Linked DNA regions of Mus musculus: region 1 is linked to region 2. A link is a loop called in an ENCODE intact Hi-C map of the cell type or tissue named here. Cell type or tissue: left cerebral cortex. All regions are shown on one strand. Links, peaks and the distances in the headings refer to the core of each region. The heading gives the core; the rest is flanking DNA.

Evidence for each region. Hi-C counts contacts between places; a loop is a spot of excess contacts. Peaks named below come from ENCODE experiments on the same cell type or tissue, not always from the same donor. Only the 100,000 strongest peaks of a DNase experiment are listed, where the experiment ranks them.
Region 1: it touches region 2 in a loop (6-fold over the local background); 35 of 42 quality-filtered maps call a loop at or near these places.

What each region holds. Positions count from the first base shown.
Region 1 is chr14:30,454,645-30,460,115 of GRCm38, reverse strand. It overlaps 4831407H17Rik (RIKEN cDNA 4831407H17 gene), which reads right to left and starts at 2,080. Exons shown (of 4, transcript NR_131095.1): 1 at 2,000-2,080; 2 at 109-174; 3 at 1-27. It also overlaps a transcript of Cacna1d not described here. In left cerebral cortex, for the core only: no CTCF peak of the experiment used is centred there; DNase peaks (open chromatin) are centred at 638, 1,900, 2,033 and 2,495; H3K27ac peaks cover 2,240 bases.
Region 2 is chr14:30,122,877-30,128,347 of GRCm38, reverse strand. It overlaps Cacna1d (calcium channel, voltage-dependent, L type, alpha 1D subunit), which reads left to right. Exons shown (of 47, transcript NM_001083616.2): 12 at 3,406-3,566; 13 at 4,804-5,029; 14 at 5,115-5,322. Among named protein-coding and RNA genes, the nearest start is that of Gm52106, 53 kb to the right of the region's middle. In left cerebral cortex, for the core only: no CTCF peak of the experiment used is centred there; DNase peaks (open chromatin) are centred at 2,112, 2,813 and 3,156; H3K27ac peaks cover 2,293 bases.

The DNA.
Region 1 (5,471 bases), core at 352-5,351, 330 kb before region 2:
AAGATACAATGTATGGCAACTGTGGAGCTGCGGGCGGAAATGTCATTTGAGTGCCACTGGGGGGCGCAGCGGTACAGTGAGTAAGAGGAAGCCAGCGTCTACCGTTACCTCAACTTCGGCTCCCTTGAGACTTCCAACCGGCCACTTAATCTCCTTCTGGGTCAGTTTCCTTGTCTGCAAAATAGAGATATTCTTTTCTCACTGTATTTTGATGAGACTTAGATACGATAAAGTTCAAAGCACTTTTTAAAAGTGCACCGTGACCATTCAAATAAATGGGCTGGCGAGGACTGCCAAGATAGGAAACAGTAAGGGGCAAGGTAGAGAATTGGAGCATCCTGGCTTTGTGTATAAATTTTAATTCAACTATTTATAAGAGGTGTATTTTTTTTTTTTTGCTTCAAAGATAAAGAGCTGTGGTTATCTATAGAGAATAAAACTGCATGGTAGGGGAGGTTTCTACTTATTACACTATGTCTATTGAGAAGAGAAACGGTGTCTGGGCAATGGGGTTATGGACTTTGATTTCAGTATTATTTCCTCTTTAAAAAGCTAAACATAGTTTTTCAAGATCACAGAAAGGCCCTTGTGGTAGATTATTTTAGGTGAAGTGGAGATGTTATTGGTAAAGAGTAATCATGGCCCAGAGAAAGCAATCTTTTCAAGGCTGAGTCCCTAGGCACGGGAAGTACTGCAGGTTCATATGAGTCTTGGCATCCCTTGAATGTAGCAAACTAGGTGACAGGTTTTCTCTGCTAAGAAATCCCTTTCTCTGGCATAATATTGTTGGGAGATCATACTGTTGGCTGTGCTTGAGGGAGCTGTCTGATGCTCACACTAGAGCATTGGTCCAGAAAATTCCCCTTTCCCAAAGGTCTCCTTTTGTCCCATCTCTGGGCTGTCTTGTACTGTTTTCTTTGCTGAAGTTTTCTCTCTCCAATGGCTCTCCTCTATCTCTCTATCAACCTCAAGATAATTTCCTCCCCTTATTTACCAGTCTCAAAATAGTGAGTTTGATATGAGCTCCTTTTTTGCAAGCCTCCGGGAACACATTTCAGCATAGCAGGCGTGTGTTGTTACACCCCAGCTGTTATGTTAACATCTGTGCTCTGAGGTCACCATTCTCCTCCCCTCCTTCTCATCAAGCTAGTGACCACTAGCAGCTCTTGCCATTGCTATCCACATAGCTACATCCCATGGTCAAGCCAGAGGCTTCACTGTTTTGCATATTAAAAAAGAGGTCTAATTTATGTCCCATGAGACTCACTTTTCTAAAGCGTGCAACTTAGTATTTTTTCTTTTTCTTTTTTGAGACAGGTTTCTTTCTGTAGCCCAGGCTAGCCTTAACTTTATGGTCCTCCTGAGTGTTGGGCTCATAGGGACGAACCACCACATCCAGCTAGGTTTTTCATTCATTCATTCATAAATCTGTGGATACATCAGCAATTTCTAATCCCAGAATATTTTCCTAATCTCCAAAGGATATGCCAGATTCACTGCGTGTTACTCCAGTGCTCAGCCCTAGCTCCCGAAGCCATCGATCCACTGCCACCTGCTTGCATCTGCCCACCCCTGACATCTCTGTAATGACAGCACTATGCACACGACCTTGAGCTCCCATCTTTATCAGGGACAGCCCCCACTTCCTTCTTCTGCCTTTCTGAGCACCCTCTCTTTCCTATGCCTCCTGTCTTGGGGTACAGCTCTCAGTTTTTTCCATGCCTCCTCCTTCTCTTCTGATCCTCTTAATGTTGGGGAGCCTTTACCCCTCAGCTGAGGGATCTCTTTTCCCCAGCACTCCCCAGGCACCCCCAGGCTTGTAGATTTAAATGCTGTACATTGCCATTAACTCCTACACTTGAGCTTAGCCAGGAAATGACGTCATCAACTCCTAAATTTATACCCCTAGCAAGGACTTTCCCTCTACTTCCAGAACTTTTTGTTCATCTCCTCTCTGTTTCCCAACATGCACTGCACAGTCAGCATGCCCAGAACTGACCTTGGGGGTCACCCCCTGCCTCCAATGTCTTCCACCCACAGCTGCTTCTCTAGTTGCTCGGCTCAGAAACTTAGCAGCCATGCCTCACTTCCTCACACCCCCACTCCCTGCATTGCATCTATGTCACATTCTGCTGGCTCTTCTTCCAAAATGCACTCAGAACCTAGTTCCTCATTTTGTTCCTTGATGCTTTTTGTGCTTAGGGAAGCCTATCTGTTTTCATGTGTGTTGTGTGGATGTAGTGTATATAAAGGTGTGTGTGTGTGTGTGTGTGTGTGTGTGTGTGTGTGTGTGTATTTAGACAGGCTGGAGAAGGATTCAGGTGTCTTACTCTATGGCCAACCAGGTTATTTTTTGAGACAAAGTCTCTCACTGAACCTAAGGAAGGCTTGCTGTTTCAGCTACTCTGGCTGGCCAGTGAGTTCCCAGGATCAGCCTGTCGGTCTCTGCCCACCCTTCCTCCTCCCCGCCCCCGTGCTAGAGTTACAGGCATGGCTGTGCCAGCTTTTATGTGGGTGCTAGGGATTCAAATTCAGATTTTCTTGTCTCCATAGCCAGCGTGCTTATCCATCGAACCGTCTCCCTAGCCCATTGGGTAATGTATAAACAGCTGACGGGAGTTTCTGCCACCACCTCTATGGACATACTTAGCTTTAGAGATTGTTTTAAGACAAGTTAAGTCATGGCGTTCTTTGCTAAGAATCATTCAGTAGATCACCACATTGCTCAGAATAAAAGCCAAAGCGCACACATTGTCCATCCTGCGAGCAACGCTTTGCTCTCACGCCGTCAGACCCATCCCGCTAGTCTCTGCCTTGATGACCTGAGTCAGCCCCAGTGACCTCCTCACTCATCTCAGAGACACACCTCACAGTCTGCACTTACTGTCCTGCTTAGAGTGCTCTTCTCCACATGCCTCTTGTCCCTGTTGTTCAGTTCTTTGTTTATATGTGACTTAGTTAATCAAGTGCAACTCCACTCTCACTGATTAATTAGAGTCAGTGTCTTATGTATTCCAGACTGGTCTCTAAGTTGCTACATGCCCAAGAATGACCTTGAACCTCTGATCCTCCTGACTTCACCTCCCGTGTGCTAGAGTTACAGGTGTATATCACATACCTAGTTTATGAGATACAGGAAAACTGAACTCAGGGCTTTGGGCATGCTAGGTAACATGGTCAAATGAGCTATATCTGTACCTGACATGCACTGTTCATAATTGCAACTTGCTTTCAACTTTTCTTCCATATTCTCAATACAACTTTCTGTTCCTTTAACTGTTTTCACACACACACACACACACACACACACACACACATATAGATGCATACACAGGTACACACACATATGTGTACATAATGCATCTACATGTATACACATTTGCACACATGTTTGTTTTATTGAAATCCTTCCCCACTTGCCTGCAGACCTTATGAGTACAAGGGCTTCATTTTGTGCCCTGTTGTGTTCCTAGTCAATTGGTTCGTCTCTGCTTGATGTACACTGGCTGACTGTACACTGTGTGGAATGGTAGCAGCCTTCTATTTGCATCTTCTAACAACACAGCTCCTCCGACCTATGGGCTCATGTCGTGATTTCCAAGGGACATTTGCTCTGCACATCTTCCCTGAGGTCCTTGGGGAGTCAACATGCATCCCCATCTGTGAGCTTGGCATAGAAACTTCCTCTCCTCCAGATGTATGGATGCCAATTCTTGGGCAGAGATTGCAGGAGGAGAGGAGGTTATTTGGGGCATTATTCTTTGCTCACTGAAGCCGATGTGACAGGAGTTTGCTATGAACAAGGTTAGCAAGCACAGATACAAACGCTGGCTGGGAAGAGCTGCAAAGAGATTTCAGCGTGCAGTCCCTAATCATCTGACTGACCGCACTTGCCTTCTCTCTCCCTGCCCGCTGTTCCCTCCCTCCCTCCCTCCCTTCCTCCCTCCCTCCCTCCTCCTGCTCTCTCCTCTTTCCTTCCTTCTCCGCTCTGTCTCTTTCTCTCCTGTTTCCTCCCTCCCTCTCCTGCTCTGTCCTTCCCTCTGTTAGAATACCAAGGGCAGGGAAGTAGCAGATCTCCAGGGTTACAGAGTTAGTGGTGAAATCAGAGCCCAGACTCAGGTTTCTTAATCCTCGTTTCTTTTGGACAATATTGTATTGCCTTCCCAGCAGAGAAGGGCGCAATCAGGAAGACATTGCGTTAAACATTCCTGAAGACGTGAACTGCTTTGCTCTTGGAAACGTAGATCTAGTTGACAAGTGGCCAGAGTTTAACCACAGACTGAGAAACTTATTTTTGCCTTTAGCTTCTCTAACATTTCTAGTTTCCCTCTCTAACCTTCAGACACTTCACATGGCTGTTTATCTTAAACTATCATTCGCTCATTTGCTTGTAGAGAGCCTACTCTTCTACAGGTAAGAGAGGATGGAGAGGACAATTACAAGCTGTATTTTAAAAGTGATAAAACTCATTTGTAATATATAAATAGATATTTTATTTAATATACACATTTACATTTTATGGTGTAATATAATTTATATATAAAATCATAGCAGCTAATATTTTTGACCATATGTAATTCTCACTGGGGAAATAAATCATGGTGAGATACCATTCTCACACCTACTAGGATGGCTATAATAACAGCAATAATAACAATAATGATAGCATCAGACTGTAAGGGCTGACAAAGATGTGGAGAAATTGGAGCCTCATACATTGCGACCCAAAATGTTGTAGCCATTTTGGAAAATAATCTGGCAGTTCTTCAGGATGTTAAAATTACCATATAACATAGAAATTACCATATAACATAGAAATCCCATTTCCTGGCATGTGCAAGAAAATTGAAAACATACCTTCGCACACATACTTGTACACAGATACTTAAATAGAAGCTTTATTCCCAACAGCCAAAGGGAGGACATGACCCATATGTTTATCCTTTGATGTACAGATAAAGAAAACATGCTAGATCTATGTAATTTGATTATGCAAACACTAAAAGAAACGAAGCTCTGATACATGACATTGCAGTGGGCAGTGGGTGAATTTTGACTGCATCATGCTAAGATGCCAAACAGAAAAGGCTATATAGTATACATACATACACACACACACACACACACACACACACACACACACACACACACACACACACACGAGGTATTCAGAATAGGCATATCTATGAGGCAAAGTCCCTTATATCCCAGATTGGCTTCTAACTTGTAGTATAGTCAAAGCTGGCCTTGATTTCCCAATTTTCTTGCCTTCAGCTCTCAACTGCTGGAACTGCAGGCATGTGCCACTACATCTGGTGGGGAAGAAATATTCTGCAATTGGGCAGTGGTGTTTGTTGCAAAATCCTATGACTGTACTGAATCACACATTTTATAATGGTTAAAATGGCAAGTTTTATGTTATGAGAATTTCATCTTATTAAAAATGGTATTTTACAAGTTTTAAATGATAT
Region 2 (5,471 bases), core at 366-5,365:
GTGTTCTCTTCTTATGTGTTCTTTTCAATTAAAGACATTTCCCTGCTGTATGCAAACAGTAGTCATAAAACTAAGAAATAAAACCTCACCCTGTAGAAACTCCGAAAGAAAACGGGAGAGAAAGCACTGTGACCACAGGTTAGACAAAGACTTCTTAAAGATCATTGCCCAGGACATGATCCATATGAGAGAAAAATGATAGATTGATCCCCATAAGAATTAAAGCATCTAACTTTATTTTATTATAAAATCAAAAGAATAAGCCACAGACCTGATCAAAATATTTGCAAGTCATATTTGATAAAAGGCTAGATCTAATATGTAATCTAATATGTGATCTAATATGTGAAGAAAATAATATGTAGAGAGACAGTATTAATGGCAAACAGCCCTATAAAAGTGGAAAGAAGGTTCCAGCACACAGTTCACAAGAAGAAAGCTGCATGGTATATAAGCAAAGAAATGAGGAGGACATTGCTGGGTGTTTTGGGCAGTGCTGGCAGGCATGTTATATGACACAATCATTTTGAAAAAGCCTTTAGTAGTCGCTTATAAAGCTACAGTAATGATATGACCTAGCAATTCTAATTATACGGTATCTATGTAAGAGAAAGAAACTTACACTAAAAGTATATGTGTTTGTAGTGGGTTTATTCATAATTATTTTAAAGTAGAAATAACCCAATGTCCATCAAATGGTACAGTGAGCAGATCAGTTGTGATTTATCCATGTGGTACAGTACTTCTCAGTGACAGGGAGAAGGGAGTGTTACTGAGAGGGCCACTAAGAGGGCTTAGTGGGAAAGGTGCTTGCTGTGCAAGCCAAGCGACCTGAGTTCTAGCGCCAGAACCCACATAAAGATGGAGGAGAAGCAACTCAACCAAGCTGTCCCCAACTTCCATGTGCATGTGCACCCTACACAAGACACACATATGTGCACATGCACACACACAACATTAGGTTGTTTTGTTTTGTTTTTTAATTACTGATAATGTTAGCAATACTGATGAATCTCAAAAACATTTTGGGGTGAGGAAAATGAAGCCTCGAAATGACACATATGATGATTCTGGTTAGTAAACAGCAGTGAGCAGAGAAGACAGACCAGTAGTCCTGAGCTGGGGATGGGGCATGAATGGACTCACATGACTGATGGAAGTGGTCTGTATTCCGACTAAGCATAGACCTCAAAAAGAATAAACCTGCTGCAAGTAATTTTATCTCAACCTGAGTCTGAATAAAACTTAATGAGTTTGTCTTAGTCAGGGTTTCTATTCCTGCACAAACATCATGACCAAGAAGCAAGTTGGGGAGGAAAGGGTTTATTCGGCTTACACTTCCATACTGCTGTTCATCACCAAGGAAGTCAGGACTGGAACTCAAGCAGGTCAGAAAGCAGGAGCTGATGCAGAGGCCATGGAGGGATGTTCTTTACTGGCTTGCTTCCCCTGGCTTGCTCAGCCTGCTCTCTCATAGAACCAAGACTACCAGCCCAGAGATGGTCCCACCCACAAGGGGCCTTTCGCCCTTGATCACTAATTGAGAAAATGCCTTACAGTTGGATCTCATGGAGGCATTTCCTCAACTGAAGCTCCTTTCTCTGTGATAACTCCAGCTGTGTCAAGTTGACACAAAACTAGCCAGTACAGAGTTGTTTTGTGGGTCTCTGTTACAAAAGACCACAGCCCTGTTTCCTAGTTTAGCATCTGCCTCTCATCCCCTGCCTCAGCCTTTAACATTCCTCTGGACTCCTCCCCTGCTCTGTAGCCATTCTGGACTGACCTGTCCTCATAGGTGTCTTGCCTTGGTGCCTTCGTCTCCAGGGTCTTTGGCCTGGAGTGTCCTCCGTGAAGACTTTCAATTGCCTCAGGAAATCTCTTAATCATTGAGGTCCAGCCCTTCTCTTAAAGCTGGGACTAGACTTGGTGTAAATTTTGCAGTTGTCATTTGTCCACCACCCTTCATGCCTGTCAAGGCCACCAACCCTGGAACTGTACCATATGCATCTCCAGTTACCGGCACCAGACACCTACATAGCCAGTGTTCAGGAGTGCAGACTTTCATACCACCCACACATAATCGAGCCCAGGAGAGTCAGGCTGGTGGTGTTACACATTTCCAGGGGATACAGCACTGAGGTCTTCGATGTTGAAGTCACATGTAGCTTATCACTGCTGTACAAGGTAGACCCACCAAGCATAGCATTTTGGGACCACCTTACTTATGTGTATGGGATCATGTATCCCAGGAAACTCAGCTGTGAGCTATTAAGAGTCCTCAGTAGAGTTATCTGTGCCATTTGTCCCATTGAAAACTGCAGAGCAGAATAAAAACAAGGCACAACTTGCTGGATCCAGATCTACTCAAAGCCTGTCCTTTGCAGCCTTCCTGGGTTCTATGTGTTTGACATAGCAACACAGCCAAGTCAGCCGGGGCTACAATGTAGCCAGCTGGGGCTACATTGAGGCAGCTTAGATTTTCCTCCTAAGTCATACCTAGAGGAAGTGCCCTCCTCCCAGACACTGAGGCAAGCAAGGCCAGGAGAAAAGGGACTTTGCAGCCTGGCTGGTTCGTTCCTGGATTCTAGGTCTGTGGTCCGTAACTGTCCTCTTGTGGCAAGGAGATGGAGAATGTTTTCCACAAGGAGACAGGCAGAGGGAGAAAATGTCTTCCTCTAATTACAAACAGAGACGGGAAGGTGGGCGGGGACATGTCACATGTCTGTTTGGTTCTGCTCATTTTATTTTTATGAAAACACGACTCAATATTGGATGTTCTCCTAAAGGTATATTTTGAGCATTGCTAGTTAGGAAGGGCACCTGGTGACTCAGCACGAAGACACATGTCCCACTCAGCTTTGACACCTACGAGGCGCCAGAGGAACGGCAGAGACCTGAGAAAGGATTAAAGGCTTCCCTAAACAGAAAGCTATGGCCACGGACTGTTTTTCTCTGTCAAATCGTTTCTCTGTAACGACTAAGCTGCTACACAAGACACATATACTAAGCTGAGTGGTCCTGCCCCACCGACCTCCACAGATCACAAGCTACACGGTGCCTACAAGAGCTTCGTGTGTGTACCGGTGCAGCCTTGAATCTGCTCGTGAGTCTGTGGATGTCTGGGTTCTCTAACCCACTTGCAGGCTGCATATGTCAGACCCTGCAGTTATTTATAGCCAGCGGAGGGGAAGTGAGAGCACGATTCCTTCACAATTATACTTTTTAGAGCTATATGTTCAGACCAGCAGTTTACATCATGGGGCCTCTTCTTCACTTCTGTGCTGCTGGGTCCTGTCTTTCCTGCCTACGCTATAGAGTCAGCCTTTATTACTCAGTAAAGTTGGTCGGCCTCTGAGATGCCATACTCACCCATGGTCTAGGGAGCAACGTTTGCTTGTTTTTCAGCCGTCGATGGCGTCGCTGGAACCGGTTCAATCGCAGGAGGTGCAGGGCTGCCGTGAAGTCTGTCACGTTTTACTGGCTGGTGATTGTCCTGGTGTTTCTCAACACTTTAACTATTTCCTCTGAGCATTACAATCAGCCAGACTGGCTGACACAGATTCAAGGTATGGCCGGAAGGTGTTCTTCTGTTCTGAATTTGAGATGCTTGTCAGTAGCTAACTGCTAACTGCTGGTCAGTATCCAGCTGTGGTAGAATAAGTTAGTAGGACTAACTGAGATGGTAAAGAACCATTCAGACTCAAGCAAGCCCTGGGACAGATGTACAGCTCACACCATGCAGTGTCCGCTAACTTAGGCCCCAAACTTGAGATAGCCCAGGACCAAGGAATTTTGGAATTGAGAGGCACTTCTCCCTGCCATATTGGAAGAGTTACCCTCACTTTAGTATATTTGGTCAGTAATTTTGATTCTGCTACTTTAAGTGACTAGAACAGGGGTACATAGAGGCCATCTCCAAAAGAGCCCGTTCTAGACCGGACAGTTTAGAATTCTTGAGCTGTCCTTCTGTATATTCGCTTCTGCTACTCTCAGCCTGTGGGACATCATTTTTTGTTACACACACACACGTGCACACACACACACACACACACACACACTTTGGAACTTTGGAGATGACTGGGTAAGCAGAGTAACTGCTGTGTAAGCATGAAGGGCTGACTTCAGGTCCGCAGAACACCCGTGTGAAAAGCTAGGCCTGGCAATGTATGTCTGGAACCCCAGCTCCTTGGGGTAGAGAGGATCACTAGGACTAGCTTGGGTTCAGGGAGAGGGTATCTCGGGGGAATATGGCAGAGATGGATACAGCAGAACATGCAACATCTTATCTGGCGCCAGCATATGGTCACCCCTACATGCATGTGTTCATCATACACACATACACAGTCCCCCATACAGGTAGCAAAAATAAATAAAAACTAAAACCTGACCCTAGGGTGCTATAAGAGGTTACTCATCAATGTTGGTTTCAATTGTTTATCTATTTATTTATTTTGTCTTTGTGTATGAGGAAGTATGTATGGAGATAGGAGTGTTAAAAAAGCATAGTATGATCTTAATGCAAAATCTTCAAAGAGTTTAGTGGTGAGAAGTCCAGAAATTCACATAGTGAGCACTTCTACCATTTTATAGTCGGTGAAATTGAGTTGTAGGAAAAAAAAGCAGAATACTTGTACAGACTCATAGCTGGGGTGTGCCCAACAACAAGGATGTTCCCCGTTGCTGGTGCAGCAAGGAGACAGGATAAGGCCATCTACATCTGCCGTGGGCACTGATAAAGGGAAGGTGAAGGAAGACGGAGAGCCAGAGGGAGACTCAAAATACACCGGCCCCTTGCCTTTCCAGACATCGCAAACAAAGTCCTCTTGGCTCTGTTCACCTGTGAGATGCTGGTGAAGATGTACAGCCTGGGCCTCCAGGCTTACTTTGTCTCCCTCTTCAACCGCTTCGATTGCTTTGTGGTGTGTGGGGGCATCACCGAAACCATCCTGGTGGAACTGGAGCTCATGTCTCCCCTGGGGGTCTCCGTGTTCCGGTGTGTGCGCCTCCTGAGAATCTTCAAAGTGACCAGGTAAAGGCGTGGGTGCGCTGGCGTTTGCTCGGCTGTCCCCTCCCTCACAGGACCCTGGCCTTACCCCCCTTCTCTTGACTCTTAGGCACTGGACCTCCCTGAGCAACTTGGTGGCATCCTTGTTAAACTCCATGAAGTCCATCGCCTCTCTGCTGTTACTCCTCTTCCTCTTCATCATCATCTTCTCCTTGCTGGGGATGCAGTTGTTTGGTGGGAAGTTTAATTTTGACGAGACTCAAACCAAGCGAAGCACCTTTGACAACTTTCCGCAAGCACTCCTGACGGTGTTCCAGGTGAGCCCTCTTCCCACGCTCTGGAGGCACTGGCTGCGAGCGGAAGCCAGAGAGCCTTCTTGGGTCTGTCCAGAGCTTAGCAAGGCACAAAGATTCCATCTTATCGGTCACTTCAGCCTCGTGCCCCTTTGGCCGATTTTGTGTCATGT